Linked DNA regions of Mus musculus: regions 1, 3, 4 and 5 are each linked to region 2. A link is a loop called in an ENCODE intact Hi-C map of the cell type or tissue named here. Cell type or tissue: heart. All regions are shown on one strand. Links, peaks and the distances in the headings refer to the core of each region. The heading gives the core; the rest is flanking DNA.

Evidence for each region. Peaks named below come from ENCODE experiments on the same cell type or tissue, not always from the same donor. Only the 100,000 strongest peaks of a DNase experiment are listed, where the experiment ranks them.
Region 1: it touches region 2 in a loop (2.8-fold over the local background); 3 of 42 quality-filtered maps call a loop at or near these places.
Region 3: it touches region 2 in a loop (5-fold over the local background); 23 of 42 quality-filtered maps call a loop at or near these places.
Region 4: a loop joins it to region 2, with 3 times the contacts of the local background. A loop is called at or near these places in 15 of 42 quality-filtered maps.
Region 5: a loop joins it to region 2, with 8 times the contacts of the local background. A loop is called at or near these places in 25 of 42 quality-filtered maps.

The regions. Positions count from the first base shown.
Region 1 is chr5:74,154,200-74,160,286 of GRCm38, forward strand. No RefSeq gene overlaps it. Among named protein-coding and RNA genes, the nearest start is that of Gm32002, 4.3 kb to the right of the region's middle. In heart, for the core only: a CTCF peak has its summit at 3,562 (motif pointing right); no DNase peak of the experiment used is centred there; H3K27ac peaks cover 2,609 bases.
Region 2 is chr5:74,275,227-74,281,313 of GRCm38, forward strand. The region is part of intron 5 of Scfd2 (Sec1 family domain containing 2); the gene reads right to left. Among named protein-coding and RNA genes, the nearest start is that of Gm32064, 38 kb to the right of the region's middle. In heart, for the core only: no CTCF peak of the experiment used is centred there; a DNase peak (open chromatin) is centred at 2,675; H3K27ac peaks cover 1,849 bases.
Region 3 is chr5:73,990,548-73,996,634 of GRCm38, forward strand. No RefSeq gene overlaps it. Among named protein-coding and RNA genes, the nearest start is that of Usp46os1, 20 kb to the right of the region's middle. In heart, for the core only: a CTCF peak has its summit at 3,167 (motif pointing right); no DNase peak of the experiment used is centred there; H3K27ac peaks cover 543 bases.
Region 4 is chr5:74,197,262-74,203,348 of GRCm38, forward strand. It overlaps Rasl11b (RAS-like, family 11, member B), which reads left to right. Exons shown (of 4, transcript NM_026878.1): 3 at 6-82; 4 at 848-2,216. The coding sequence ends at 1,318. Among named protein-coding and RNA genes, the nearest start is that of Rasl11b, 5.0 kb to the left of the region's middle. In heart, for the core only: no CTCF peak of the experiment used is centred there; DNase peaks (open chromatin) are centred at 870 and 2,730; H3K4me3 peaks cover 1,039 bases; H3K27ac peaks cover 3,421 bases.
Region 5 is chr5:73,935,005-73,941,091 of GRCm38, forward strand. No RefSeq gene overlaps it. Among named protein-coding and RNA genes, the nearest start is that of 1700019F05Rik, 25 kb to the left of the region's middle. In heart, for the core only: CTCF peaks have their summits at 2,987 (motif pointing right) and 3,643; no DNase peak of the experiment used is centred there.

The DNA.
Region 1 (6,087 bases), core at 535-5,534, 120 kb before region 2:
TTTATTTTTGGTTTTTTGAGACAGGGTTTCTTTGTATAGCCCTGGCTGTCCTGGAACTCACTTTGTAGACCTGGCTGGCCTCAGACTCAGAAATCTGCCTGACTCTGCCTCCTGAGTGCTGGGATTAAAGGCGTGCGCCACCACCACCCGGCATGAACAGATTCTTGTGTGAGGTCAAGCAGAAAACAAAGCTTATGTCCCTAAAATAACAATAGACCCAAGAAGAGGAAGTGCCAAATGCTGTGGGGATCCTAACTGATAGGACAGAATAGGTGATCTGTGTGTGTAACTCCCCCCGCCCCCAGCCCTCCTAAAAAATAGATATGCTCCACTCTTGATCCCTAGAGCCTGGAAGTGGGGTCCTGGTACATACAACCAAAATTCTGAAAATGAGATCATCTTGAATCATCTGACTGTCTCTACATCAATGACAATTGTCCTTCCTAGAGAAAAGGCAGAGGAGAGTGAGACATGGGGACCCAGGTGGGAAGATGGGCAGAAGCTGGGTCCTGAAGCTTTCAAAGCTGGAAAAACGTCAGAACAAATAATTTCCTGGACCTTTGGAGAGGCCACTTGGCTCCGCTGGCACCATGGCTTCAGGCGTCCTTCTCCTGTCATTTTAAAGCACCTGTTGGAGGTGGTTTTTGTTGTTCTTGTGTTTGGTTGGTCTTTATGATGGGTTTATTGTTGTTTGTTTTTGTTTGGTTTGGTTTTGCGTCTGCAACCATGGGAAACTGAGGCAGATGTCAGCAGGCCTCACACAGCAAAGTCTTCTGTGGGGCACAGTGGTGTGTGCTCCTGTGAGAGGAACGGTGTGTGACAGGCAGGCAGGGCTGGAGCAGAAGGAGCCCGGACATAGAAATACAGAAGGAGGTACAAGAAGACGTGGCCAGATGTGCAGGGCCCCTTGAGGCGGAGAAGTGCTTATGGGGCAGTGTTAGTGGGCTTCAGTTCCATATCGAATACACAATGCGGAGGTCCTCCCCCTGCCCATTTCAGCTAGTTTTCAAAGTCAGCTGGTAAAAATGAGAGACCAGATCTTGGGTTCAGACTCCATCTCAGAGAACCTGACTTAAAGTTGAACTCGAGTTAACTAAACAAGCCAGCAGCTAGCACCAGTTTCCAGGTTATTCCCCAACAAACTTGAGTGTAACAGCAATTTCCAGGTTAGTCCTCAACAAACCTGTGTCTCCAGGTTACAAGCCCTCCCCTGGCACTTTACTTCCTAACAGCCACCAATCAGAAGGAAAGGGGAAGGTAAGTTTATGGTTTGGCACCCAGCACAGCCAATTATCTTAAGGGGCAATTATTTTAAAATTCTGTAATGGCTTCGCAATCAGATGTGTGCCAGGCTAGAAACCCCCTCGTGTGCTTACCATTTCCTATAAAATTCCCCCCCCCTCCCCCCCCCGCTGAAAGTTTGGCCTTCACCCTCCCATTCTACTGTGTCAGAGACAGCAATGTGGCCCAAGCTCGAACTTGTAAAAAAGAGACCCTAGTGCGATTGCATCAGAATCGGTTCCTTGGTGGATTTTGGGGGTTCACGAAACAGGCACTACAGAAACACTTAATTTTCATCACTTCATAGGGACACAATGAAGTGGTGCTTTGAGGTGGGCCTCTGTTTCTAAGCAATGGTGAGTGTGAATTTCAGCTTGGGCAGGCCCAGGTGCACAGACACACTACAGCTGCAAGCATAAGTGGCTCTGTTCCTGTGTGTGAAAACTGATCTGAATTCCTTATTTGGAAAATGGGGAGAGCAAAGGTGGCATCTGCGTCAAACTAGCCCCAAGACCCCCACGAATTCACAGTGTGTTAACTGACCAACAATGCACACAGAGCTTGTTTTTAGTGCCCATCTGTCTAGGGAGGAGAGAGCAGTGGAGGCCGGGAAAGGCCAGATGGGAATGATTAGAAGGGACAGGTGGTTGGAGCAGGTCTTGACGATCAGGGGTCACTGAGCGAGGTCCTAAGATATATATCTTGGACTGGCTTGAATGTTATGCACCAGTGACGAAATGATGGTCTGCACAGTGGAGAGGCTGAGAACCTGGCAGCTGCTTAGTTCATGAAGCTGGGCACCTCAGCCAGTCCCAGTCTGTGGCAGAAGCCCTGGAGGGTTCCAGGTCTTCAGTTCACATCGGAAGGCTGAGCAGGCTAGAGTCTGATATAAGTGACATCACTGAAAGCGGCAGCAGCGTGGACATACTCACCGGTGACCACTAAAGGCCGGGGGGGGGGTCGTGGTGGGGGGGGGCAAGCTGGATGGGTGTGGCGGGCAGGGCTGGCTTTCACAGTTACTCATACCTGGAAGTATCCCTAGGCAACACAGTAACTCTGTATTTGAGTCCCTCACTATTCTAAATGCTCCCAGGAGCTACATCCTGTTCTTCCTGATACAAATATGTGATTGGTGGTTCTTGTCCAAACTTTGGCTACTCACCCGTCCATCTTAGGGGACACATTTACTGGCCTTTAGCTGTGTGATGGTAGCAATGTTACTGTCCCCTACTGAGGCTTTGTGTGGTCTCCAGGGTCAAGAATAGGTCTTAGCAGCTGTCACTGGAGGAAGTGGGAAGTGGCATGTGCCTTGCTGTTTGCATTTTTATTAACTTATCTATTTACATCATTTTTGTTAGAGTCCCTCTGTGTATCCTTTGGTGGCCTGGAATCCACAGAGATCTGCCCATCTCTGTGGCTCCCATTTACCTCACTGAACAGAATATTAACCACGATCTACTAGTCACCACACAGGGAACTCTCGGGCAGCTTGTAGAATTACTCAGTTCCTCCAGAAGCAAAGGCAGACAATCACCTTAGCCACAACGACTGTGCCTTGGTAATGCAGATAAATATTATTCTGGACGTTTCTGCGAGGGTGCTCTGGGCTGAGATCAGTCCCTAGACTCCCTAATGTGGGCCTCACCCAATCACTTGAAGGCCTGCATAAAAGAAAAGACAAACAGGAGGGACTTCTCTATCTGATGGCCTTCAAACTTGAGCTGCATTTCTGGTTTCTTTCCGACCCTCCAACTTGCTAGCACACCCTGCAGATCGGAACTATCCAGTCTCTGCAGTTGTGTGATCTCTGAGTTTTCCCTTCCCACACGTAACTTATAACTCCCGAGCCTTTACACACTGAGAAGACTCCCAGTGGAACACAGGAGAGTGTGTGTGCATGTATGCCTCAGTGTCCAAAGCGGGTTCCTTCCAGAACCCTCGTGGACACTAAAAGCGGTGTATTCTGTGCCCTTTACATAAAATGATACCATCTATACTCAACCAATGCACATCTTCCTGTGTAGTTTAAATCACCTCCAAATTCCTTATAGCGCCCAAAGTAAATCCTGTGCAAATAGTTGTTGTACTATATTATTTAGGAGATAACAAAAAAGTCTACACATTTAATGCAGACAGAAGTCTCCCCCACAGACCCCAAATATTTAAAACTCCAGTTAGTTGAATCTGTGGATATGGGACTTTGTGGGTTGTTTGTTTGTTTAATGTATATGAGCACACTGTAGCTGTCTTCAGACACACCAGAAGAGGGCATCAGATCCATTATAGATGGCTGTGAGCCACCATGTGGTTGCTGGGAATTGAACTCAGGACCTCTGGAAGAGCAGTCAGTGTTCTTAACCACTGAACCATCTCTCCAGCCCCCAGAATTGTTAAAAGAGATAACTGGAAAAAATGCCTAATGGTTTTTACATATGTGTGTGTATGCATATGTATGAATTTTATATGTAAGGCACAGTAAGATATTGATATAACAATTAAACAGCATCATTATAGAAAACTATAGTAGAAATTATATGAATATGGTCTTTCTGTAAATATATCCTTCTGCAGTGTGGTCACCTTTTTGTTTTTCTGATGCTGCTGTGAGATGATGTAATATCTACATTAGACAGAGTGAGGTAAGTCACGGAGACACTGTGAGTGGTGGTAAGCTAGTATGTAAAGGTTACTCAAATGTAGCGCTGTGACAATTACTCTGATAACCAAGATAGCTAACAGTTGGTTAGCATATACAATATAGATACACTGGACTGTGAGATGATTTGTGTCCTGGGCTAGACAGAGAACAGTGAAATTCCAGGCAATGTACAATTGTAAACTGGAGAATTATTTAGTTCTTGCTTTGCTTGTTTCCTATTTTTGTACCACAGTTAACTTGTGGGTAACTCAATCTTTGGAAAGAGTAATCAAATCATGGATAAGAAGGTCTACTCTGTATGTATATTTTGTTTCTCTGGAAAATCTTGACACTCACAATGATATAAACTAATTTTATGTTTTTCAGGGCTCTGCATTATGGCAATTTGTAAGTGATTCTGAAATAGACAAAGGAATAAAAACCCTCACATTTCAGGTACTTAGCTTCAATGAAAACCTATGACCTTGAATTTCTATAATATGTGGCTACCCGCTTAATTACCTCCTGTATTATTTTTAAGACAACCCTAGACATGCCACCATTTCACCCAGACACATTTCAGTGTGTATCTTTGGATGATAATGACTTAAAAACATAACCACAAGGCCATTAGCAAACGTAAAACTAAAACCAATCCCCTAATATCATCAAAGATTCAGTCCTACCCAATTTTCTAGTACTTATCTTTTGAAAGTGGATTATTTTTATGAGTCCTTTAAATAGTAACACAGAGTACATACTCTCTGGAAAAGGCAAGAAAACACACAGAACAGGCGTCAGAGTCAGCCACATTGCTGGGCTGTTGCCAGCCTATATGGTGCCATTTCATAAATAAGAAAAAAAAAGACTTATTTCAGGAAGGCAGCCCATGCTGAAATGCCTGCCACCCCTCTTCTGTCCAGGATGCCCATGTGCTGTGCACAAACTGTGCATTGTATGCTCAAACCCCCGAGGGTTCCCTCAGTGTTTACATTTTGGAGAAAAGCCTTCCCAGATTTTCTATGGATATATACATAATTTCTGCATAATTGTTTTCATATGGTACACTCAGTTTTGCCAGCAGCCTTCCCCACAACCCCCACGTAATAGCAAACCATAAACACTTTCCCATGTTGTGAAATTTGTTTCTCAACCCTGACTTTCTATGGATACACAGAGTGCATTGTACGGCTGTCCTGTATGGGTTCTGCAATGGCCAGTTGTTTAGCTCTATAGCCCTTTAAGCACCCTGCCTGTCTTTGGGAGACAGAACACACTCAATCACAGTATGTCCTTCATGGTAGGAACATGACACGCAGGGGAATTTCTGGGCATGCATTTGTGTGATCATTAGGTTGTAAATTGGTTCCCCGTGGCTGGTTTGGAAAGACAGCTAAGGTATGGTTCTATTTAGTTCAACTCATGCCTTGGGGGGGGGGGGCAGGAAGAGCCGTCCCCTGACATATTTAAACCCTTAGCTTTTTCATAGTAAACAAGAAGCTTTAGCAAAGAGCTATGAGGCAAGAAAGTGTAGAACATAGCGACGGGGACAGTTATTCCTAGAGTTATGCAAGCAAGAGACATGGGCTTTGGAAACCAAGCTCTACTGACGTGTGAGGCCAACAGAAGACAACAGGGTTGTGTGTGCGCGTGTGCATGTGTGTCCATGTCCTATAGGCTGGCCTTATTTGGTGTTAGGGCCCAAACACAGTCATTTCTAGATGTAAAAACACCTAACAGTCTCGTAAGAAACACTAGCACAGACACAGGAGTTGGTTAATGGAATCACAGAAAATCGCCGGCACGAAATCTCCATCTCTTGAGCACCGGGATAAACACTGAGGTCAAGGGCAAGGCGCTCATTTGCTCAAACCCACAGCCCACAGTCGGCCCAGAGCCTGAGAGGGTGTTTTCTGTGCCAGCCCTTATCATCTGTATGGAGTCCACAGGACTAAATGAGTCAGCTTAATGGAGTCATTGTGACAGAGTGAGGTCACAGGGCAGATGTTAACCAGGAATTCCTAACTTCAGAGGCCACACTGAAGGGTAGAATTTCCATGCTGTCAAGCCTCACTGAGTGAGAGGGACACTCCCACGCAAGCCTGGGGGCCACCTAAAAAGGGAGAAAATAGAATTTGCCCTGGGTTTCTATCAATCCATAAATGAAA
Region 2 (6,087 bases), core at 330-5,329:
TAGCATAGATAGACACATGGGTGGGAGGAAGAGTTTAAGAGATCACTGTACAAGACAGGGTCTATAGTGAATAATAATGTGCTGCACACTTGAAAATTGCTGCTAGCACAGATTCCAAATTAAATCTGCCTATGAGAAGTGAATGGCTATGCCAGTCTAATGTAATCACTTCGTAAGTACCCACATTTCAAACAGAACAGCACAATGTTGTTCACTATAAATATAATTTTTTTTAATCCCAGCACTTGGGAGGCAGAGACAGGCAAATTTCTGAGTTCGAGGCCAGCCTGGTCTACAGAGTGAGTTCCAGGACAGCCAAGGCTACACAGAGAAACCCTGTCTCAAAAAAAAAAAAAAAAAGAATAATAATTTTTGTTTGCCAGGAATTGGTAAAGATTTAAAGTCTGAAGCTATCACAGGGTTTCTCATATCTTTCTGTATGCCCTTTTCCTTACTGTTCACATCTGACATCCACACGGCACAGCACACTGGGACCATACACCTCATACAGAATGCCTTTTAAACACTGAAATTAGCTCTCTTAAAATGCCTTAGCTTAAGGGTTGAGGGCTTCTCTAGCATGTAGATGTCCTGTATTAAACCCCAGTTCGGGGCTAGGGGAGCGGCCACAGTGTGCAGTTGATTCATTGCAGTAAGTACATCCCACTATTATGTAGCCATTAGCACTGTCTGAAGAGACAAAGTTTGCAAAAACCGAAACTCTCTATTCATAAAACAAGAACTTCCCACCCTCCCACCCCAAGCCCCTGTCAATCTGTGCTGTATCTCTATGAGCCTGAGTACTCTGGGTACCTGGCATGTGTACAACCATACAGTGTTTTGTCCTTTTGTGACCAGCACAATGTGTTCAAGGCTCCCTGTGTTGTCTATAGTCAGCATCCTCAACCTTGTTACAAAGGAACCGATGTCACTTCCCAGGCCAACTGTGCTTCATGCTTGATTCTCATCAGCTCTCCATTGCAGTGAGCCCTGGCCCAGTCAGTTTGTAGTCCTGGGACCTCATCCCCAAATCCTCAGCACCTGAAATCTACGACTCTTTAGGACACATTTTACAAAGCCTAACTACTGGCAGTCCCTGTCCTGGGCAGTTTTATACATCTTACTTCACTTTCGTGACTTCCTTACGAGGCACAGAATAGCTTATGCGACTCCGATTTACAGAGCCTCACAGTCTTGGAAGGTGCGTGCGGTGACTTTCAAAGGGACTACAGTTACCACAGGCAGTCCCGGAATTAGAACCTCTGAAGTCCCAGACATGCTGTGGTACCGCTCAGTTCCTGCCTGTGCTAGCTCTCCTTCTGCGGGGTAGCTGTTACTCCCCATACACCCACAAGTAAACACATTTCTTCGCTGAACTACAGCTGAGGCTGTTTCCTCTTGGCCTCTCTCTCCACTGCACTGTTTGAGCCTCGTGGTACCCAGCATCTCTGAGCCATGTCTGAGCTTGGAGGCTCCTGTTCCTCATCGCTTCTTGGCTGGTTGGCATGAGCCTAGCCCTTCCCTTCTTTTCATCATACCCCAGTAGGGATCTACTTTGTAGTTTCAACTTAACTTCGGCTAGTCTTTTCAGTCATTATGTTTTAGCTAAACACAATGATCCAAGACAACTAACATTTTACTTTGTTGAAAGTACACGATAATTCAATGTCTACACCACCATATTCCTTTGACTTGGAGTAACGGAAGACATTTTATAGTTGGGAAACACCACCACTGCACTAAGAGCAGCACAAATGTCATAAGGGTGTGAATGCTGATGTTTGGCTGTGCAGAGGGGACGGTTGGCATTTTAGGTGTTGGGTGCAAAAGACATTCTCTGTGACAGACGAAGAGTTGATGGCTGGGTAGGGAGGAGGCTGGTGCCTAAGATGACAAGCTCAACGGAAAAACATGCAAAGCCGAGGACACAGGTATTTTTGGTTGCATCCCGCAGCGGAGCTTTAGCGTCTGATCTTCCATCGCCGCAGGGCGAACAGGTGATCGGCTGTGAGTGCATGGATGTGTTTAGCATGTGTGCAGCTGTGACTGGCTGCCTTAGAAGACAGATGCTCTTCTTATACATTCTTCACTGGGAAACAGGAAGCTCCCACAGAGGTGGTCAGGACCCTGCAGTGATGTGACAGGATGTCTGATTTACAGTCGCTTCACTGTAAGACAGAACCAGGCAGTGTGAGGATGGAGCAGCTGCTATAGGGACTGGCAGCAGACTGTGTGTGGGTGTGTGCGTGCATATCTATGCAAGAGAGAGGTGGGGGGACTGCGTACACTAGGTATCTCAGGTCCAGACAACCAACTGTTACTTGGAGTGATGTCATAAAACCATCCAAATGTAAGTTCTAAATCTCATAGCTTGCTGCTTCTACCCAAGAGCAGGAAAATGGCTTGCGAATTACAGTTCATGATAGAACATGACACTTTTGGATTTATAAAGGCCATTTTCAAATATTCCGTTTTGTCTTTCAGGCACACAGGATGCTGTGTGTATGTATAACAAACCATGAACTTGGCTGTGGTCTGACTACTTCTGCCTGGTGGAAAGCAAGCCGAGGTCACGGGCACTCCTTCCAGGAAGAGTGTTAACAGCCGGTCTGTAATTTGTGGCTCTTCTCTGGAGCTGCAGCAATGGAGCTGCAGCAATTTCAGATGCCCTGCCCTGCCTGAGTGCTTGAGTCCAGGGAGAGACTATGGTGAGCAGAGCCCTCTGCTGGCTGGAGTCAAGAATGCAGTGAGTGAGGCCTGACAGGTTTCTTAAGGCTCTTTATGGAAGAGCTGTGTCACTGAAGCAAAAGTTAGTCTCTAGTGACAACAATGGGGTGACAGCACAATTCAAGAAAATATGAATAGCTGGGAGCCTGGGGCTGAAGACAACACAAAAATAGTGGAAATGAATGGGAAGGACAATGGACTTTCTCTGGTCATACTCAGGTACAAGCTTGGACTTAAAAGGCATTCTGAGAAAGAGGCAGCAGTGTGCTGGGCTCCTTACACTCAGAACACACACCTGCTGTGTCACACTGGTGGACAGAACTGGTTAGGAGGGGGGGAGGAAGAGGAAGAAGAGGAGGAAGAGGAAGAGGAGGAAGAGGAGGAGGAGGAGGAAGAAGAGGAGGAAGAGGAGGAGGAGGTGGCAGCAATAGCCACAGGACAGTCATATACAATTGAGGCTGTCCTTTGCCTGTCTGTAGACTCTTCATCCATGTCAATCTTCTTTTACATAAAAAGTAGCATCTCTGAACTCAGCAAGCGCTGCCCAGGACTACAGCAACCCTGGTACTCACTGGTTCAGCCAGGTAAGGGCGACTGCAGCACATAGTGGACACACAGAGCCCAGGGACTTACAACAGAGCTGGGCTGAGTCAGATCAGTCAGCGGGCCACTGGAATGAAAAGCCCCTCCATGTGGCTATCAGGGATGAGTGAGCATTTACAGGGAAGTGGGCCTCCAGAGACGGTGCAGAGAGGTTTTGGCATGGACTCTGGGGACAAGTAGTTGAGGTCCTGCCTGAGCTTGGTAACATTGGCAAACTATCGTGTGCTTCTGTTTTCTCACGGAGGGTCGTGAGAGGGAGTGGCAGTAGCAGAATGACCTTAGTCAGTAGAGTGCAAGGTAAAAGCTCTTACCATGAGCCTTGTACACACTACTGCCATGGTTATTTTCATTTTTCCCGACCCCTTAGGTCCTCTAAGGCATGAGGGCAGGTGGGGTGGTGGTGGGGACTCTGCTTCTCTACTTAGTGAGTCACAGCCTTGCTAAGGGTTTGAAGGGGCTGCTTACACCTGCCTAGACTCTGGAGGACAGGCTGTAGCACCATTTATGGACTAGAATACTTGCTTAGGGCTTGGAGCATTCCATCAGTGTTAAGTGTCTACCACATTACACCCTAAGGTGGATGTAGAAGGTTTAAATCCTAGAGGTCATTGAATTTCAAAATAAGTTGCAGGGTAGTATTTACTTATATTCTGTCTGCACCCATGAGTGCTGAAAATGACCTACAAAGAAATAAACTCTTTGGTTCATCACTATGTTTCCTTAGAGCCGTAGTTTGGAGCAGAAGATGCCCATTAATTCTTCATGGAGATGCTGGGTGAAGGACTAGCAAAGTGTTGTTAGGAGGGCAATGGGGAGAACACATAGTCACCATAAGTGAGGGAGAAAGGCTTGAGGCTACCATGCCAATGCAAGGGGGATGGTCCAGAAGCTGCAAGGGTCATGGCTGAGACAGAGTGTGTCCCCTGAGACCAGACATGGTTCTGCAGAGGGCTTACCACTGTTCTCCCTGGCTTTGGATCCAACGTTCAGAAAAGAGTCAAGGCACTGGCAAACGCTCCCATCAGGACCAGGACCCATCTCAGCCCAACCCTCCCATGTGGAAAGCGGAAGCACTGGATGCCTCAGGGTGCTGGGGAGGATTGAATGCAAGGATGGACTGCATGTGATGGCCCATGCCTATAATCCTAGCATTGCGGGTACATGAGTACTGAGGCAGGGGGATTGTGAGTTTGAGGCCAGCCCGTGAAACAGAGAGTTCTGAGCCAGACTGGACTCCACCGAGAGAGCTTGTCTCAACCAAACAGAATAAAACAAAACAAAACACCAGCAAAGAACAGGCAGCACAACACTGGCACATGGCCAACTCTCGGCAACAGTAGCTATGTTTTGAAGGTATCAAATCGGGCAGGCGGTTTATTTCTTTAAAGTTTGCTTTTAGGTTGCTTTTCTAGCTATTGGGTGCTTACTGCCATTGCTTTTGGATGTTTAACAAGAAGTACTATGCTCTAAAAGGAAACTAGCAGAGGCAGCAACCCCGATAAACATGGTCTGAACCTTGGCACTGTGTGCTTAAAGAGCAGGCCCCAGAGCTCTCTGCCTCTGGCCCTCGAGAGAACCAGCAATGAAAGGTGGTAGGTTTGGTGAGTATCGCGTGGGGGAAGAGAATCAATTCTTGACAGAACAGTTAAAAGTAAGATAATATAGAAAGGGCATTGTTAAATTTAAAGGTGGTAAGGAAATCTAGTGCTCTGCTTATCTGCCCCTGGGTGAAGGCGGCTTCTCTGGAGCAGAGGTGTGTGACAAATGTCCATCTGTATAGGCGTGCCAGAGGCTTGGTCAATGACACAGCTCTTATTTCCTCTGGCTCCTCTATCTTCAGGAGATTCTGGGCTGATTTTTACAGAAAAAGGATACACAGTTGGATTTCGTTTTCTTATGTATTATTAGAACTTCATACATACATGAAGTTTTCTATATTTCATTGTTTTAAATGCATACAGATACAGTGAGGAGATATCCCAGTCAGTCGAAGGCTTTATATACACACACTCCGTTTTCCTTCATTTGAAAGGTGCCTTAAGCAATTAAAACCACCAATCCTGAGATAAGGAGGTCAGCCTTTCCAGACAGCATACTGTTACAGAGAGAACCCAAACACGGGTCTGGCATTTGCCTTGCCACTGGACATTGTCACTGGGAAATGCCCAATACCAATTATTTTACACTCAAGAGGATGACACACATACTTTGTGAATCTAAAACATGTTTACTTTCCTTTGGAAGGAAGTTGAAGACACACATGTCAAGATGTCCGTGTTTCTTGCCGGACCCCACATCACCTCTCAGCACACCCACCCAGTCAAAAGCTTCCTCTCCTATCATCCTCCCCAGCCATTCTTGGTTCCCCTACATCTTTCTCCATCTTTGTTTTGCGCTTCCCCTCTAGGTTTTCATTATCCTGCATTAATTCTTCCCCATCCTATCCAGGGCTGTGCACAGGCTAGGTCTCAGGGCCAGCCTATGTTACAGTGCCTAGCTGAGGTAGACTGTCTTCTGGGGGTGAAAGCGCCGCCCTTTTCCACCGCTCCACCACACCTCTCAGAATACAAATATGATTACTTAGAATCGTGAGCTCCCATGACAGTGATGGCAGTGAACTTGGCAGGTCCCAGCCCCAAGTAAGTCTTGGGCATGATCCTTTCCATTTCATAGCTGATAGGGGTCAGAGGTAATGAGTCATCTGCCCAGGGTACAACTCACATGTCCTCCTCTTGGAGACAGAATTCATTGGAGCAG
Region 3 (6,087 bases), core at 662-5,661, 280 kb before region 2:
TTGCAGATAGCTTCTGGATTAGAATTTGAACTCGAGTTACCTTCCTTCCCAGGACCACATCTTCTTGGATCTGTGCAGGCTCTGAGCATGCTGCCACAGTCTCTGTGAGCTCAAATGTGCCTCAGTCCTGTTGTGTCTGGAAGGCAGTGTGTTCTTGGTGTCGCCAACTGTAGGCTTAAATGTTTTCAAAACCTACTTTATTTAGGGTTCTTAAACGCTTCAACCTCCCTTCTAGCCCACCGACCAGGGGTAAGGGAGAAAGACGGTTAATAGAAGGGAGTTGTGGGCCTGTTTAGAAGTAGCTCCTTGGGGCAATTACACTCTTTGTTGTCAGGATATCAGCAGTGTAGTCCAATAGCAAACACCAAACATGTATCAATAATGATCCAGAAAGTCCAGAATCAGATGGAATACCACATGATGTTCTTTGGCGTGTTCCTATCCTCGAAGCGAAGACCAACAAAGACTAATGAAGACCAACAATGTAAAAGCGTCCTCTCACTGTTTGGGGGTTCCATTTCTATTCCTTCTCACCATTACTTGCCCTCTTAAGTGTCTGTTTTCAGCAAACCATCAGATGCCCCCTCACAAGACAGTGTCCAGGAAAAACATCACATGACACAGCTGAGTTGTTAAAGAGTCCAGAAATTTCCACTTCACCCAGCCTCACGAGCTCTTACAATGTTTCCTCCTCCTTTTCCACAGGGTTCCCTGAGCCCTGAAGGGAGGGGTCAGATGAAGTGTCCCAAGGTCTCACTCTCTGCACATTGTCCAGTTGTGTGGCCCATCCTTTTGAAAAAATTTTCAGAAAAGTAAGGGGTAATGGCAAAGTTAACAGACCTAAAAGAAGGACCTGTTTTATGCAAAAGTGTCCCACTTATACAAACATATGTAAGAACCATATTCATAACTATTTTCATTTTAATTTTTCCAATGTACATCACCACTTCCATTCACTGCAGCAGAGCTTAGGAGAGATGAGAGATCAAGTGGTCCGCCCTCTAGAGCTGCCTGTCGTTTGGATCACGTTCACACCTCCTGCGTTCATCTGAACAGGGCTGGTGAAGCCTGAGGAGTTGAGGCTCAATATCGGGTGACTTTCCAGTCCTCTCTGATCATCTTTTCATTGTGCAGGAAGGTAGGCCTGTGCTCCTGTGTGCTGCTATAACTTCCTAGCAGGATGGACGATAGGGGAGAAGCACGTATGCTCTCAGACTATTGGGGGAAAAAAATGGACCAAGGAACTAAATTCCATCCCCCGCCGCCAGGAGCCCTGTGCTGGGGAAAAAGAATGGCTGAAGTCCCAAGCCCAGGGGGAAGTCATGTCCTTAGAACCTCACACAGCTCTGACAGCTTAGCAGGGCTAAGACAATGATGGCAGGACCTCATTTGGACTATGACTGCCTGTGTACGCATGCCTCCTGCATACATTAAGCATACCCATTAACTCAGCATGCTGGGAGGGAGACTTGGGGGTCACTAGACTCCTTTCTTTGTTCTTTTTCCAGGTCTAGCCACACATGAGTAAGTCCCCTTTCTCTCCTTTTCACTCTCAGCTCTTTTACGAACATGGTGGGAACTGATGTTGGAGCAGAGCTTGTTGAATCTTTCAGAGCATGGCTCTGACCCTAACAGGAGCTTCAGTAACTGTGGGTCCAGCCTCCTTCCATAGTCTGCTCTTTTGTTCAATGAGAGTCTGCGTTTTTAATTCTCCCATAATAAGAAAGTTTTCTTAGACATAAAATATGTCTGCCTTCCCTGAAGTTTCTTTCTAAGATAAATTCCATGAGGCTGCTTCCACTGAGTGTTCAATGTGACAAAAGCCACTCAGTAGTCACGCTTCGGAAGAAGAGCGAGTTCTTTCTCCGCATCCCTTCAGCTCGGCTTCGCAAGTCTTCTTTAGTGGCGATTCTCACACTTCCACTGTTTGCTTCTTCACAGTTCCTCTTCCCAGAATGTCACAGCAGACTTCTTGTCCGATGCCTCACTCCCTCACTGTGTCTGCTCCTGGACTTAGGAGGCTCATGTAGTCAGCATCTTTTTACATGGTTTAGACTTGGGCGTCAGCAGATGCAACGACAAACATCTCTGGCAAAAAATAATCTAGGACGGTTCCAAAGTGCGCACCAACTTGCCAGAAATTCTTCAACAGCAAATAGGTGCTTCTGTACCGTTTTACGAAAGTGTGTGTGCATCAGTGCACAGGTCCATGTCTATGTGTGTTCAATGTGTGTACCCATGTGTGTGTATGCGCACATGTATGCATCTGTGTGCATGTGCATGTTTATGTGTGTGTACTCATGTCTGTGTACATATGTATGCATACATGTGTGTGCATGTCTACGTGTGTGTACTTGTGTCCCATGTATGTACCCATGTGTGTGTGCACACATGTATGCATCTGTGTGCATGTGCATGTTTATGTGTCTGTATTCGCATGTGTGTGTGCATGTGTGGAGGGCAGAAGACAACTCAGAACAGTCAGTTCTCTCCTATCGTATGGGTCCTGGGGATCTAACTAGGGTTGCAAGGCTGGGAGGTAAGCACTTCTACCCCGTAAGCAATCACACCGGCTCATCTTGTAATTTTTGTCAGCCAAGCTCCATAGGTTGTTAAGCATTGAGTCAAATGTCGATCAGTAAAAGCCAGCTATTGGCCTTGGGCAGGACACTAGGATTGAAGTTGTGCTATGTCCCCTTACATGCTTACTTTGGGCTGTTTGTCAACACTCCCTAAAATAGGAGGGTGGCTCCTTGGTCTTTGATGTAAGCCCTTCCATCCATTTCATATGTTCTCTCCTTCCTTCCTCCCCTCCTTCCCCCATCAGGAGGTTTTTCTTTGTAGCATTAACATGTTCAATGAGAGTGGCATCAATGTCTCTCTCAGGTCCCTTAATGCAGACCCATCAGGATCATGCATGTGTTTCGCTCAACCGCTTTTTGAGACACAAGATTTGAGAGACAAGCAGGTCACTGACTTCAAGAGCCCACTTTCTCCGAAAGGGCCTCTTGCTTTATTCTGCAGAAAGATGAGAGTGCTCTGACTTCACCTTTGGCTTGCTTTCACAACAGCAGCTCTTGGTTTGATGTTCTAGTTTAGGGTTTTGTTTAGTAGAAAACTGTGCCACTGAGCTCTTCTGAGAAAGCTCCAGGGGGTGTTTTAGGCCATTCTCACTAGAGGGCACCACACTCTACTATTGTGTCCTGGGTCAACTCTACACCCAGGGCGTGTACTTGGTCTAAGTCTAAGCTTAGGGTTGTGGAAAACTTTTGAGTGTACATAATAACATCCAGAGAGACTAGGACCATCTCAATTAAGGCTGAGTGGGCTTTCTGGACTTCCGTTGGGAAGGCTCTCAAGTCCCGCTTCAGGGTTCACCCTCAAGTTGGGGATTCTGGTGCTTCAGCAAATTCAAAGGCTCTGGAGACACAGCTGAGCCACAGGGACTTCAAGAGGCTCAAGCCAATGTGCTTTCCAGAAACTTCTATAACTCTGCTCTTTTGATAAGGGAGAGAAGCCTAAAGTCATTGTTTACTCGAAGTTGGAAGACTTGGCATACAGACCAATGCAACCGACCCCTCAGAGAAAATCGCTCTATTCTGCGGTCATTTTTTTCCTTCCCGCTCTTAGACCAGCAAGGCTCAGAACGTGACTTACATCTCCTTTCGCTAGACTACCCACACAATTACGGTATTAAGCTGAGTCCAGTGCAGCTGCAGCTGGGGCCATGCGTTATGCAGAACCCTGGGCATCTACTAAAGGGGTCTTGGAGCTCAAACAGCCCGAGCCTCCGGCTGGGACTGTGGAGGAGGACAACAATAGCTTTTCAGGATCCCGCACCATTAGGAAGTGGAGTGGTTCTCTGTATATCTTGATATCTGGGTCAGATGCAAGAGGAGACAGAGTGAGAATTGGTAAAACAGCATCCCTCCTCACTCAGACTCCGGGAGCAACGCTAGCTAGCATTTTACCATTTACACCTCGACCTTGTTCTTGCCTGCATCTAGAGAAAATTATGAAGTAGACATGTTTCTTGTCTGACTTCCTCATAGTCACAGCATGACCTCGTCCAAGGCTGCTGTTCTGTGAGATTGCTTGTGGCAGGCAAGGAGACCCATGGCTTAGCTCTGAGCAGCAGGCCAGCTCCTGTCAACATCCAAAGAGAAGCTTTCTCAGGCTAGCTCCTGTCTGTCTCAAAAGATCTTCCCTTACTGGCCTGTGTAGTCTTTCTGCCTAGTTCTCATAAGAAAGGTCTCTGCATGTTAGAGTTCGTCTCCACATGGAGAATTGCTGCTGATCCACACAGAAGTGTGTGTGTGTGTGTGTGTGTGTGTGTGTGTGTGTGTGTGTGTGTGTGTGTGGTGTATATGTGGGGGCTGGGGATGGGTGTATATGTGGGGTGTGTGTGGTGTGTATATTTGGTGTGAGGTGTGTGTGTGGGGGGTGTATATGTGGGGGTGGGGGTGTGTATATGTGGTGTGAGGTGTATGTGGTATGTGTGTGGTGTATATATGTGGTGTGTGTGGGGTGTGGGGGTGTATATATGGTGTGGGGGTGTATATGTGGTGTGGGGGCTATGTTTGTGTGGTGTATATGTGGTATGTGTATGTGTGATTGTGTGGTGTGTATATGTGGTGTGTATGTGTATATGGTGTGTGTGTGTGTGGTGTGTATGGCATGTGTGTGAATGTGTGGTGTGTGTACATGTGTGTATATGACATGTATGTGTGAATGTGTGGTGTGTGTATATATGTGTGAGATATGTGTATATGGTATGTGTGTGTGTGAATGTGTGGTGTGTGTGCAGATGCCAGAGATTCTTAGGGCTTGACTTCTTTGAATGGCTTAACTGTCACATCATTTTGTCACTTTACAGCTGTGTTTTATGGCCTTTAAGTATCTGTATCCTGGGTCCCGTATGACTTTTCAGGACAGGGATGGGATCTAGCTCAGTAGTGCAGTAACAGCCTATGATGCATAGGATCAGAGTTTGATCCTGGTCTCTTAAAGGTGTGGGCACCATAGCCAAATTGTGGCAGGGTTCCCCAAGGCTAGAAGCTAAGCCTTAATGAGTCTTAACTTATTCCCAAATCCTTCTCCAAACCTATGCCTTTATTCTCCTGCTATCTACACAGGCCCTCACCCCAGGACAGGTTCTTCAGAATGTTCCTTCTTCAGAGCCATCATAGGCTTCACAGATGTGTCTACTAAAATCCCACCTTTTGAGTAAACATCCAAAGCAAAGTCTTCTGAGTCCAACCAGGCGCGCTCTCTCTCTCCCTCTCTCTCTCTCACACACACACACATACCATACACACTCTCCACACACAGCTGGAGAATGAACTCTACTATGTATAGTCCAAGCATTCCGCATGCCTCCACTTGGCCCCATCCATCCTTCAATTCTTCTGGTGGTCATTTTTAGTTGGTTGGCACATGGATTCTCTCCAGCAAGAACCATTACGATAGCCTCTAGAATGTGATTGGCTGAATATGTAGACATGGTGGTTTTAATTGTTGGGTTATTTGGCTTCCAACCAAGTCAGAGCTGGATCTCCATTTGAATTTCCAAATTCCCACTGTCACGAGGAGGTGAAACCTAATGGGAGCCTAGCCTATGACACCTGCCTGCCTTTCTGATTCCCATCCAACCTGCATGCTCGCTCTTGAGAGATAAAAAGTAAAAGATGAACCCGTGTTATGCCGTGACGCTCCAAGGTAACAAATTACAGCCATGTAGCAAATGAGCACAGAATTAGGCAACCTTTTCTACATATTCTCATGTCATTTCTTACCCTGGTCTCTCATCACCAAAATGAAATTAATCTTCATTCTTTTGTAAGTTCCTCAGGTGTAGTCCAAAAGCACTGTATTTCAGATGGGCAGCTAAAAATCCCAACACTTGTTAGAAAGCCAGTAACAGTACTGATCACGCAACTTCAAGACTCTCATGCCTTGATTTTCCTGATAAGTCTGGCCAGAGTCTAAGGACTTGGTAATATGTAAACACGTTGATTAGAATACATAGATACTTGAGCTCACAAGAGGCACCATCTGGACTTTCAAAGGAATGGCTTTTGAGAAGAT
Region 4 (6,087 bases), core at 592-5,591, 78 kb before region 2:
CATAGGTAATCTCTACACAAGACAAGTTCACATAGAAGGAGAAACGCTGGCTATTCAGGTCCAGGACACTCCGGGCATCCAGGTGAGACACTGATGCTGACAGGGCCAGAGCAGACACCGGCGGCTGAGGCACTGCTCACTTGTTTAAGTGTAAGGGACACGAGATGTGGGCAGTCAGGTCTAGACGGTACTTGTGGTTTGACAGTTAAATTGTACCTGACCGCAGGTCAGCCTTGGCCCGGTTCAGTTTGGGGAGCTGGGAGAAGAAGGGGAGCCCCTCTTGTAGGAGGGGAATCACCGGAGCAGGGGGAACCAAACCAGCCCTTAGAATTGGCAGTACTTCCTTCCTTTGGTTTTTATTTATGTGCCTTTGGCATCAAAACCCAAATATTCAGGCCCAGTCTCCAACACCCGGAATCACTTTTATGTTGTGGAAAGTTTCTCTGTAGACAAAAGAGCTCTGCTAGGATTTTTTCCCCCCTTCCCCGTCCTGAACTGGGCAGTTATCCAGGTTTAAATGCTTCCAGCTCCTATCTTCCCCAGACTTACTGTCTAGCCAGTTAATTTCCCATTTTGTGCAACTACAAAGTCGCTCTGCGTGGAGTTCTCTGCAGGTCCATTTTCCACTTGAGTGTGGTGAGCTGCCCTGTTATTTATTCCCTCCAAGCAGCTGGATCAACATATTGTTAAGAAAGCCCAAGTGTGTGGGGAATAGAACTTGTTTACAACCCGTAACCCGCCATCCATCGCTATGAAGGGTTCTTTTGAATTGAGGGATGTGCTGTGGCCAGAGCTCAGTGCCGTGCCCACTGCTAGCTGCTCACCTTGCTCTCCCTCTTCTCCTCAGGTGCACGAGAATGGCTTGAGTTGCAGCGAGCAGTTGAATCGCTGCATTCGCTGGGCAGATGCCGTCGTCCTCGTGTTCTCCATCACGGACCACAAGAGCTACGAACTCATTAGCCAGCTCCACCAGCACGTGCAGCAGCTGCACCCGGGCACTCGGCTGCCTGTGGTGTTGGTGGCTAACAAAGCTGACCTCCTACACGTCAAGCAGGTGGACCCTCAGCTTGGCCTGCAACTGGCCAGCATGCTCGGCTGCTCCTTCTATGAAGTATCTGTCAGTGAAAATTACAACGACGTCTACAATGCTTTCCATGTCCTGTGCAAAGAAGTGAGCCCCAAGCAGCAGCCCAGCAGCACCCCCGAGAAACGCAGAACTTCCCTCATCCCCAGACCCAAGTCGCCCAACATGCAAGACCTGAAGAGGAGGTTTAAGCAGGCTCTGTCTGCCAAAGTGAGGACTGTCACGTCGGTCTGAGGCACGACTCCTGGAGGGGGTTTGGTCTTCTGGGCAGAAAGCCCGAGGTTCTTCTTAGATGGGACCATGGCAGGCTGACAGCAGTTATGGTTCCAGAAAGAGCAGTGGCAGAGGGGCCTGAGGGGCCTTTTGGAATTCTGCAACAAAGGAAGTGAGGACAGATGGACGGATGCGGGACTGATCTGCCAAGTCGTTTACGTGGGGATGGGGCATGCTTTTGTTCCTCACTGTCTTCTAAGTGATGGTCAGGTGCACCAAAAACATGGATGTGGATTGGGGTGGGGAGGAGAACAAAGAACATCATGGGCTTTCTCTCTCTCCCAAGGGGAGGGTTTGCTTTTCTCATTGACTCCAACGTGTTCTCTTTACAGGATAACTTTCTGACTTGAAGGATATCTAGGTTTCTTTAAGAACAAGGAGGGACTCTCCCCACCCCATAAAGTTCAAGTTTTAGACCAAAATATTCCGTGTACAGACACCCGTGAGCTGTGGTCTGTAGGAAGGTGCTTGGTCTCCTGACACAAGATGGGCACCGGGGTTGAGTAGCTGTGAAAAACTCAGCTGTGGGTTGCCTAACGTGACGATGTATAGTCGTGTGTGTTGTTGTTGTTGTTGTTTTTCTTCTTTAAACTGTGGCATCAGGTACAGAAAAAAGTGTTAGTTGATGGTGGCGTGGTTTGTGTAAATGACCCATGGCAATGACGTTGGGTTGCTTCCTGGGCCTGGCTGAGTCGTGGCTATGGGTGCTGAGATACTGAGATGCTGTTTTCAAGAGTGACCAGATGCAGGGCTACCTGCCGAATCCCCTACACAGATGCACTTTAAGAAGCCGTTTAAGCTTTGGCTCAAACTGTAATTAATTTATTTTATGTACAATAAATCTCTCATTTGATAAGAACAGACATCTGACTGGGTCTTTATTGAAATGTTTTCCTTCTGCCCTCCAGGACGCAGTTTTTAGAATCCTGTGTTTATTGAGCAAGTTGAGTCAGGGAACAGGCTGACATTATATCTCACAACATGTGATCAGTGAGGTACATTTTATTATCCACATTTTACACAGTACAAAAAAATATCCTTGCAGAACAAACTCACTAACATGAAGTCTACAACCTGCAAACATTGTTGCTTGTAACCTGGCCTTTCTATTCCAGAGTTGTATGTCTCCGTTTCTTCATGGTCTTCTGGGTAGACCTACTGTGTGTGTGCACATCACAGTAGAGCTGCTGTGGGTGTGTCTGCTTCTCCACAGAAGCAGTGCTTCTTCATGCTTGGTGCACTCCGTGAAGCTTTTTGGGGCACGCCGTGTCCGCAGGCTACACTTTAGTCTCATAGTAAGAGCTTACAGCCATTGCAGCTATTCAGGGGCTATTCCCGTGACGCGATTGTCACACACATGTGCCGCAGCTGGCAGGCCTCTCTTCTGCTGCCACTGGAGCCTGCCTGCAAGACATTGCCTGCGAACTCAGTCGAGTCAACATCTCTGTGGGCAGGGCATCGTCCTTTCATCTGGGCAGCACCTTCCAGATTGTTCTTGGTTAGTTCTCCAGATAACCCTGGGAGGTAGGGTGGGGGAGGGCTGACACGATTTCATAAATAAAGCAGGGTCGAGGTTTCAAGGGATGTCCTCAAGTTCTTGAGGATTCAGTATTACTTCTTCATCATGCCTCACCTATAAGATGCATAGGTAAGGCAGCGGGGTGTGCGGGGAGTCTGCGGTGATGGGGGCTGGGCTATTTAAGCTCATTTTCCCAGGGGACCATCTGACTACCCTTGACAGTGACATTCTGGCAGTTATGCTTTGTGACACATAGAACATTTCTTTTTTTTAAAAAACCTCTTCAAAGCTAACCTAACCTCACCCCTGAGAAGGATGTGTGATGGCAGCAGGGTGGGAAATGGTGTCGATGGACGATGAAGACAGTACAAGGGCAGAGACATGTATCTCTCAGCTTGTCTTCCTACTGCGCGGTTGTTAGCAATGCACCATGAGCGAGAGGTCACTTGCTCACTGACTCTCAGCTCACTTCTGTTCTGCACTGGAAGACAAGAGGCTCTGGTGAGGGTAGACTTTCGTAGCACAAGACCGAGAGGAGCTAGATTTCTATTTCCTACTGCCCCCTCCCCCCTCTTCCTCACCACACAACCACAAGCATCTCTGTAGTACTCTGGCCCGCCTCTGCAGCCTGGTGGCTGTGCCCTGGGCCTTCTCATCTTCTGCCCTTGGCACCAATGACTGCCTCTCACCTCCCAACCTCTGTGGAGACTCAGTCTTTCACTTCACCCAGGCAGGTCTTTCAGCTACAGAAGGATGAAGTGGAGAGAAGGCAGAGGGAGTGATCTCTGGGAATCTCAGGCAGGAACCACCCTAGACCTAATCTAGGCCACCGTCTCAAGTGGGATCGACTACTCGTAATTCTAGATCAACTGTGTTCTGAGCATACGCTTGGTATAGTGTTTCACTAATCTCATCTGTCTCAATAGTAGCATCTCTCTACTTCCCCCCCCCCCCAAATTGATGTCTACAAACTCTGGCCTGAGAAGCAATCTCCCCTCCCTCTAGTCAGGGCTAGGTATGAGTCTGATGCAGAGGGGGGAGGAATGAGGGTTTAGTGAGTATTTACAACATACAGGTTGCACATGCCTTCCTTTAGTCTTTGGGAGACTCCTAAGAGGCTGTATCACCACTATTTTAAGATGAGGAGGACAAAGCTTTGAGATTATGCTAGCTTAAGGCCAGCCGGTTACAGCACCCTACTTCGTTTACTGACTGTCTGGGTACCAGAAATAGATATTTGAAACAAGGACATTCTGTACACTAACTCCACCACCTCTCTTCAGTATCCTATACACGGAAGGAAGGAATTGGCTGGGCTCTCAAAAAGCCAATCCTGGACCCTACTGATGCCAGAGTTTATACCCCACCCCCACCCCATCCCAGACCCAGTAGCAGCTCTGGGCCTTCTCTGACCAACCTACCTTCCTGGCCCCACTAACCCAGCTTCTTCCACCTCCCTTCTGCTACTGGTTGGGTTACTGCGTGGCCCTAGGGTTCCTGGCAACCGGTCCACATCTGCTGTTGCCATTAGCCTGGAGGCTGCTGGCTGCTTTGGCCTCCAGCCCCCTCGGTAATAAAGATGCCCAGGTTGGAGGGGCTGCCTCCCAGCCGGTCTGTCTCAGAGCCCAACCCACGTCTGTCTTGATGTCTGGCTCTCTAGTTTCCTCCCAGCCTCAAATCAAAACCATTTGCAGCCCTAGGCTGGGCCTGGCCTGGTTGTGCAGTGGCAGGGGGTGGGAGGGAGTCTATAAAGCCTTCCTCAACCAGCTCCAGAAGGTTTGCCTGTCCAGCAGCTCAGTACCCCAAGCTTTAGGGGCTGTGGCTATGTTTATAGAGAGCCCCTTATTTATCAAAAAATGGGGGTGGGTGGATTGATCTTTTACCCCGAGGGGGAAAAAATAAATCTGGGCACGGGAACAGTTGTGGGCAGATCCCCACAATGGAGCAGTTGGCACACTGTGGTCTTGCTTAGCAGAGCGGAGATGACAGGCTCCCAGCTGTGGAGAACTCCCAGAACCTCTGGGTAGGGTAACAGCCCAGCAGGGAGGCACTTGCCTGCTTACAATAAAGAACCCAGAAGGCTGTCTGGGTACTCCTCTGGAAGTCTACAGAGAGAAGGTTTGGGCAAGTTCTTATTGTCCTCATTAGTTCCTGAACCAAAGAAGAGAACGGGACTAGTGTTGTTAGTTATAAGGCTACGCTCCTGCTCTTTCTGACATGGCCTGCAAGCCGCCTACCATCTGGTTTTCAGAAGTTCCTTTGAGAGCAGTGGCGGAGCGTTTTGATGTTTCTTGGGCAAGCCAACAGACAACATTTGTAATATTGGGTTATTTGTTGTTGAGATTCCATTTCTGGTAACCAGGGTAAGAAGAAACAATGGTGGTATTGGGGCAGGGTCTGGAATTCTTTGTTAGGGAAATACCACTGTAACTGTAGGGACCATGGCATAAACAGCTATCTGCATAGGGCCTGACCCTCCGTGTGGAGCACTTCCAAACACTGATTGCGCTCTGTGTTTACAGGGAAGGGACTCCAAACGGAGCAGACCTCAGTTGCCACATAGTATTTACCAGGCTCTCAACTGTGTATACGTAAAGTAGCTGCAGGGCCCTTGGATGGAGATTGGCCTGTGTATGCTTACTTTGGCTTGGCCAGCAGGCCTTAGGTGGTAAATATACTCAGGTCTGAGAGACATTAGTGCTCAGCTCCTTTGCTGGGCCTTTCATGTCACTTTCAGGTGGCTATCATAGGGGAGGTCCCTTTAAAAACTCTTACACCTAGTTACTGTGGAAATGGTAAATGAAGATGTCAACTCCAGAACACCTAACTGCTTTCTGAGTGACAGTGATCTGCATAGGCATTCAACACTCGTAGTGACGATGCTTAGACATTGTTGTGCTTAGGTAGGAAACATCTTCCAAAGGCTCATGGGTTGAGAACTTGGTCCTCAATGCAGCAGCACTCAGAGGAGGGATCCTGGGGAGGAGGTAACTGGACCATGAGTGGTTTGATTTCATCAATGGATTCATCTATTGAGAACTCCCTCCTTACTGCAACACTGAGATGTAGTGAGAACTTTGGAAGACCAGACTTCTCAGAGGAAGTAGGTCTCGGGGCTGTGTCCCCAGAGTATGTATTTTCTTCCTGCTCCTAGATCCTACACAAGTTCCTGGCTATCATCAGTCAAACAGGTCTTCCTTTTCACAGTCTT
Region 5 (6,087 bases), core at 393-5,392, 340 kb before region 2:
CACCTTCTTGAGTTCTTTATATATATTGAATATTAGTCCCCTATCTGATTTAGGATAGGTAAAGATCCTTTCCCAATCTGTTGGTGGCCTTTTTGTCTTACTGACGATGTGTTTTGCCTTGCAGAAGCTTTGCAATTTTATGAGGTCACATTTGTCAATTCTCGATCTTGCAGCACAAGCCATTGCTGTTCTATTCAGGAATTTTCCCCCTGTACCCATATCTTCGAGGCTTTTCCCTACTTTCTCCTCTATAAGTTTCAGTGTCTCTGGTTTTATGTGGAGTTCCTTAATCCACTTAGATTTGACCTTAGTACAACAAAAGGAAATCAAAGGGATACAAATTGGAAAGGAAGAAGTCAAAATATCACTTTTTGCAGATGATATGATAGTATATATTAGTGACCCTAAAAATTCCACCAGAGAACTCCTAAGTCTGATAAACAGCTTCAATGAAGTAGCTGGATATAAAATTAACTCAAACAAGTCAATGGCCTTTCTGTACACAAAGGATAAACAGGCTGAGAAAGAAATTAGGGAAACAACACCCTTCCCAATAGTCACAAATAATATAAAATACCTTGGCGTGACTCTAACTAAGGAAGTGAAGATCTGCATGAAAAGAACTTCAAGTCTCTGAAGAAAGAAATTAAAGAAGATCTCAGAAGATGAAAAGATCTCTCATACTCATGGATTGGCAGGATCAATATAGTAAAAATGGCTATCTTGCCAAAAGCAATCTACAGATTCAATGCAATCCCCATCAAAATTCCAACTCAATTCTTCAATGAATTAGAAAGGGCAATCTGCAAATTCATCTGGAATAACAAAAAACCCAGGATAGCAAAAACTCTTCTCAAGGATAAAAGAACCTCTGGTGGAATGACCATGCCCGACCTAAAGCTGTACTACAGAGCAATTGTGATAAAAACTGCATGGTACTGGTACAGCGACAGACAAGTAGACCAATGGAATAGAATTGAATACCCAGAAATGAACCCACACGCCTATGGTCACTTGATCTTTGACAAGGGAGCAAAACCCATCCAGTGGAAAAAAGACAGCATTTTCAACAAATGGTGCTGGCACAACTGGCGGTTATCTTGTAGAAGAATGGGAATTGATCCATTCCTAGCTCCTTGTCCATGGTGTTTTAACACAGTGATAGAAGCCCTAAGATACTAAGTGAGCTGCCTCTCCAGCTCCTCCAAATGCCTTTGTTTCCCCTCACAGGTTCTTCACACCAAGTTGCACTTGCCACCAAGGGCATAGGAAGTTGCAGATCACTATAGACACCTATGTATTTCCCACTATCTTTTCTAACCAATGAAGCAAGTTAACAAGTCTCCCACCTCATAGTTGACTCCCCATTAAAGAGAAAAGCAGTCTAAGCAAGGCAAGTGGCAGCCTCAAAATGTGTTCTTGGACCAAGAAGATCATCAGCAGGAGAATGGCACTGGAGGTAAGGACTGAAGCTAGCACGAAGATGTTGGTGGTCTAGGAAGCAGCTCAGAATCTGATGCAGCCACGGGCCCCACATAAAGGGATGGACTCACAGTGTTTCTCTACACTTCTGTCCCATGGCCCTACATTCTATGTCTTGTGGCCCTAGGCTGGTGATCAAACAGATGTAGACATACAACCTCAGGGTATTCAACTTAGAGGGAGCCATCAGGTGACCTGGCGAGAAGGCTCTGCCCTGTGGTAATCGTAGGGGTTATGCCTTCAGAATCCACTCCTCAGGAAGATGGTGTGACAGACAGACTCCAGAATGAGAAGCATGTAGGGAAAGAGTCTATGTCTGGCAGCAAGGGATAGAGTCATGGAGGAAAAGCAGGCATGTTAGAAGATTATAAGCGATCAAGGAAGGCAGACACCATGAAACTACAGTCAACATTAGACACAAGAGGGCAGATGGCAAAACACATGAAATGTGCTGGGAATGGCAGGCGTAGAACAGGCTCCAGGTAAGAATAGAGGCAGCCCATAATAGTTGACCGTGAGAAGGTCAACACACTGAAGCTTCAGGAATGAAGCAAAGACTAAAGGGGAAGCAAGATGACTCGTGTTCCTGGGTTCTGGGACAGTGAGATTACTCGGTGGATCTCCAGGTCCCGTCATTTATTCTGGACTCTGATGTCTGTTGTATTGGGGCATCTTTCTCTTCTATGGATATCAGATAGCTTTCTTTCCATTCCTGAAAGTTCAGGTAGCAGCTCGGAGAGCCCTGTTTTCATCGTTTCCAAATATATCTAGTGGCCCTCCTTACTGGAAGTAACACAAGTGAGTCCCTTGCTTACATGAAAAGGTGCGAGTGTATATATGTGTATGTGGTGGTGGCGGTGGCGGTGTGTGCATGTATACATTTTCATAATGTAGATTACATGTGTTTTATAGAAGATGGAATAAGAGTTCAAACAACCCAGAGGTCAAAAAGTCAGTGATGCACTTGGGAGGATGGGTAAGCACCGGAGTGCATGAGTCTGGGTGTGTACTTCATGTTCGGGCTTCTTCACGTTTGCCTAGAGCACCAGGTCTGTGGCTTCCCTCAGATTACCTTCTCATAAATACACCGAGTGTTAAGTGGACAGTAAAAGGTATGTGTATGCCCCTTCTGTCTCTACCATGGCTTTATTCAGAAACTCGGTTCATCTTCTGTGAAGAATGAATAGGGTGGAGAAATGCGTCAGTGGTTAAGAGCACCAGCTGCTCTTACTGAGGACCCACATGGCTTCCCCAGCCTAGTCCACCAACATCCTGAGAGCAACTGCTCTGCCAGGGTACTGGGGGTAGCTCCCATTGGGCTCAAGAATTAGACCCTTAGCCCGTACAGTAGAGAAATCCTCTTAAGTAACTGTTGTGGTCCTCACATAATCACACTTGGTAACTACTGTCCAAACTGCTATTACCCTCATTGTCCTGGCTCTGACCAGAACAAAAGAGCGACATGGCCATCTTCTCTATACCCTGCTGCTCCCCTGTCAGGCCAGTAGGAGGCAGCATTGACCCTCCTTGCCTACTCAATGACTGGTATCTTGACTCTAGAGCAACAGGAGGAGGGTTGGTAAAAAAGATTTTTTTTTGTCTTCAGAAAATTCTATCATTTCTCAACTGCCTCAAATCCCCCAGGTTATACTAGATCTTCCTTCTCTTTCAGGCCTCAAATTTTAAGAAAGAATTATAAAATCCTGAAGCCAGAAAGAACTTCTGAACACTTACCAGAGCCAGCCCTGGTTTGAAGATGAATGGGCTCACAGGAGCAGAGTCCCAATTATACAAGTTTAATATTTGGTAAAGTTTTGTAAAGTTATCTGATCTAAGCACTAAGCACAAACGAGGAGAGATAAGATGTCTGAATGAGATATCAGTTGTCAATTTGGAAGTTAAAACTAAACTTTTAGTTGGAAAGCCATTTATTTTAAAAGGCCATGGTGGCCTGAGTTTTAATTCTAGTACCCAAGAGACAGAGGAAGACAGATGGCTATCCATGATTCTGAGGCCAGCCTTGCTCTACATATCGAATTACAGCTAGCTAGGGTTACACAGTGAGGCCCTATCTCAATCAACCCATCGATTGATGAAAGGAATCTACATTACAAGCCTTATTACTAGAACCACAAGAGGTTCTGTTGGCTGCCCCTAGATGGAGTCAAAGAACTTGGAGGCAGGAGCAGAGGACAAAAGACTTGCTCACAACGTTCCTGCATGTTGCATGGTACAAAATAACGTTTTTTGAGAAAGCTGAGCATGTCCAAGAAGTGTTACTGTCTGTCACCTTTACAAGACAGCTAAGGGTACCCAGAAAATTCCTGTTCACTGAATTACACCCAAAAGCCTTCCTGACATTTTAACCTTTGAACACAAGTTCTAGAATCTCCAGCTAAGTGTGCCTAAGGTCATGTCAGTCATTCTTCCTTCTTGAAGTATGAGCTTAAACTGAGCATGCTCAGGAACTTACTTCTTAACTAACTGAGCATGTTCAGGGACATACCTGCCCCTACAGTGCTTTCAAATATGATCTTGTATAAGCCTTCTGAACAAAACCCACAGATATCCTTTGTTCAAAGAGTGTGGGTGCATTGCTTTTAAATATTTCCTGAGCCTTCCTGTGGTGGTTTGAATATGATTGCCCCATGGGAAGTGCTCCTATTAGGAGGTATGGTCTTGTAGGAATGGGTCTGGCCTTGTTGGGATAGGTGTGGCCTTGTTGGAGAAAGTGCATTGCTGTGGGGTTGAGCTTCTAGGGCTCCTAGTGCTCCAGCTCAGGCCCCTGCAGGACACATTCTCTCCTGGCTGCTTGCAGAGGACAGAGTCTCCTTCTGACTGCCTTTGGATCAAGACGTAGAACTCTCAGTTTCTCCTCTAGCACCGTCTGCCTGGATACTGCCATGCTTCCTGCCATGATGATAATGGACTGAACCTCTAAACCTGTAAGCCAGCCCCAATTAAATGTTTTCTTTCATAAGAGTTGCCTTGGTCATGGTGTCTCTTCCCAGCAATGGAAACCCTAAGATACCTCATTACTTGCTGCATATAATAAATCTTTCTCCACTCTCAGAAAAGAAGCCCTTTAAGAAGACATTTGTAAAACATAGCTGGACCGACTCTGTCCAATAGACGCACAATGGGAGTCACAGCTGCAGGTCAGAGATCTAATTTTAAGGTGGCTAACAAAAAAGAAGTGCTTTATATAAAAAAGAATCGGGAGAAATAGGGCCGTCAAGGATGGTTCAGTGGGTAAAGGTGCTTACTACCACCGAGACTGACGACCTGAGATTGCTCTCTGGGTCCCATGTGATGGAAAGAGAGAACTAACACTTGAAAGTTGTCCTCTGACCTCCACAAGCGCACGTTGGTGGTGCATGAATGTTCCCACACACATACAACAAGTAAAATAGAAAGAAGGAACAGAGGAAAAGAAGCGGGAGAGGCAAGGGGAGAACCGATTACATGGGGCTTTCTTATTTAACCCATAGACCAAATATATATTATTTCACCAAGCAACATTATTATTTTTTTTTCTGTTTTAGGCATTTGGCAACTGGAGCATTCTTTGCATTTTCTGCACATTTGAACTTAGACTGGCCACATTTTATGTGCTCTGGGGCTACATGACACTGGAGCTACAAAATAGGGCAGTGCATTATCAAGCTATGGGTCTGTGCAGAAACAACCTTGCAGGATCTTCAGAACCTACTGCAACAGGCATCTCAGCTCCAGAGGGCTTTCTGGAGAAGCGGTTTACACAAATAGAACACAATTAGCTGGTACGTTTTTACTTCAAAGGTTGCTATTTCAAAACCACAAACTTTTAACTCCATATCCCTTCTCAGATCAACTCCCAAGAATGATAGTGGCACCATCATATTTCTTAAACAATGACCGACAACAGTGGTTCTCAACCTGTGAGTCACAATCCCTCTGCGGATCAAATGACCTTTTCAAAGGGGCCACCTAAGACCATTGGGAAACAAAGATATTTACATTCTGATTCATAATAGTAGCAAAAGTACAGTTGTGATGTAGCAATGAAAATAATTTTATGGTTTGGGGTCACCACAGCATGAGGAACTGTATTAAAGGGTCACATCATTAGGAAGGCTGAAAACCACTGGCCTATGGGGACACAGGCAAAAAGCCATGTCTAGAGTGTGGTGGAAGAGAGTGCTCTGTCCTGAGTGGGACCTGAGAGTTATGGAGCCAGGAGTGCTATGTATAGTCAGCAGGCTTGCTGGGAGCAAATAAGTGCTTTTGCCCCAGGATTAAAAGTACGGCTTGATGGGAGAGGCAGGCTGTAATTACAGAGTGTTAACTGAGGACAACGTAGAGTACACCAGGCAGACATTGTTGTCTTTCTTGACAACAATTTTGGTCAAAACCCAAACACAGCTTTGAGACTCCAAGTAGCTTGTAGGTGTTCCAGAAAACAAACAAACAAACAAAACCTCATAGCAGCGCCCAGCTCAAAGCCAGGGTCAAGCAGGATGGCCCTCAAGAAGCAGATTAACAGGGACACCCACTTGTGTCCCTAAGCCTGTCCCCAACGATCCACTTCAGTGTTTCTCTTGGGTGGTGCTCTGCACTGTTTTT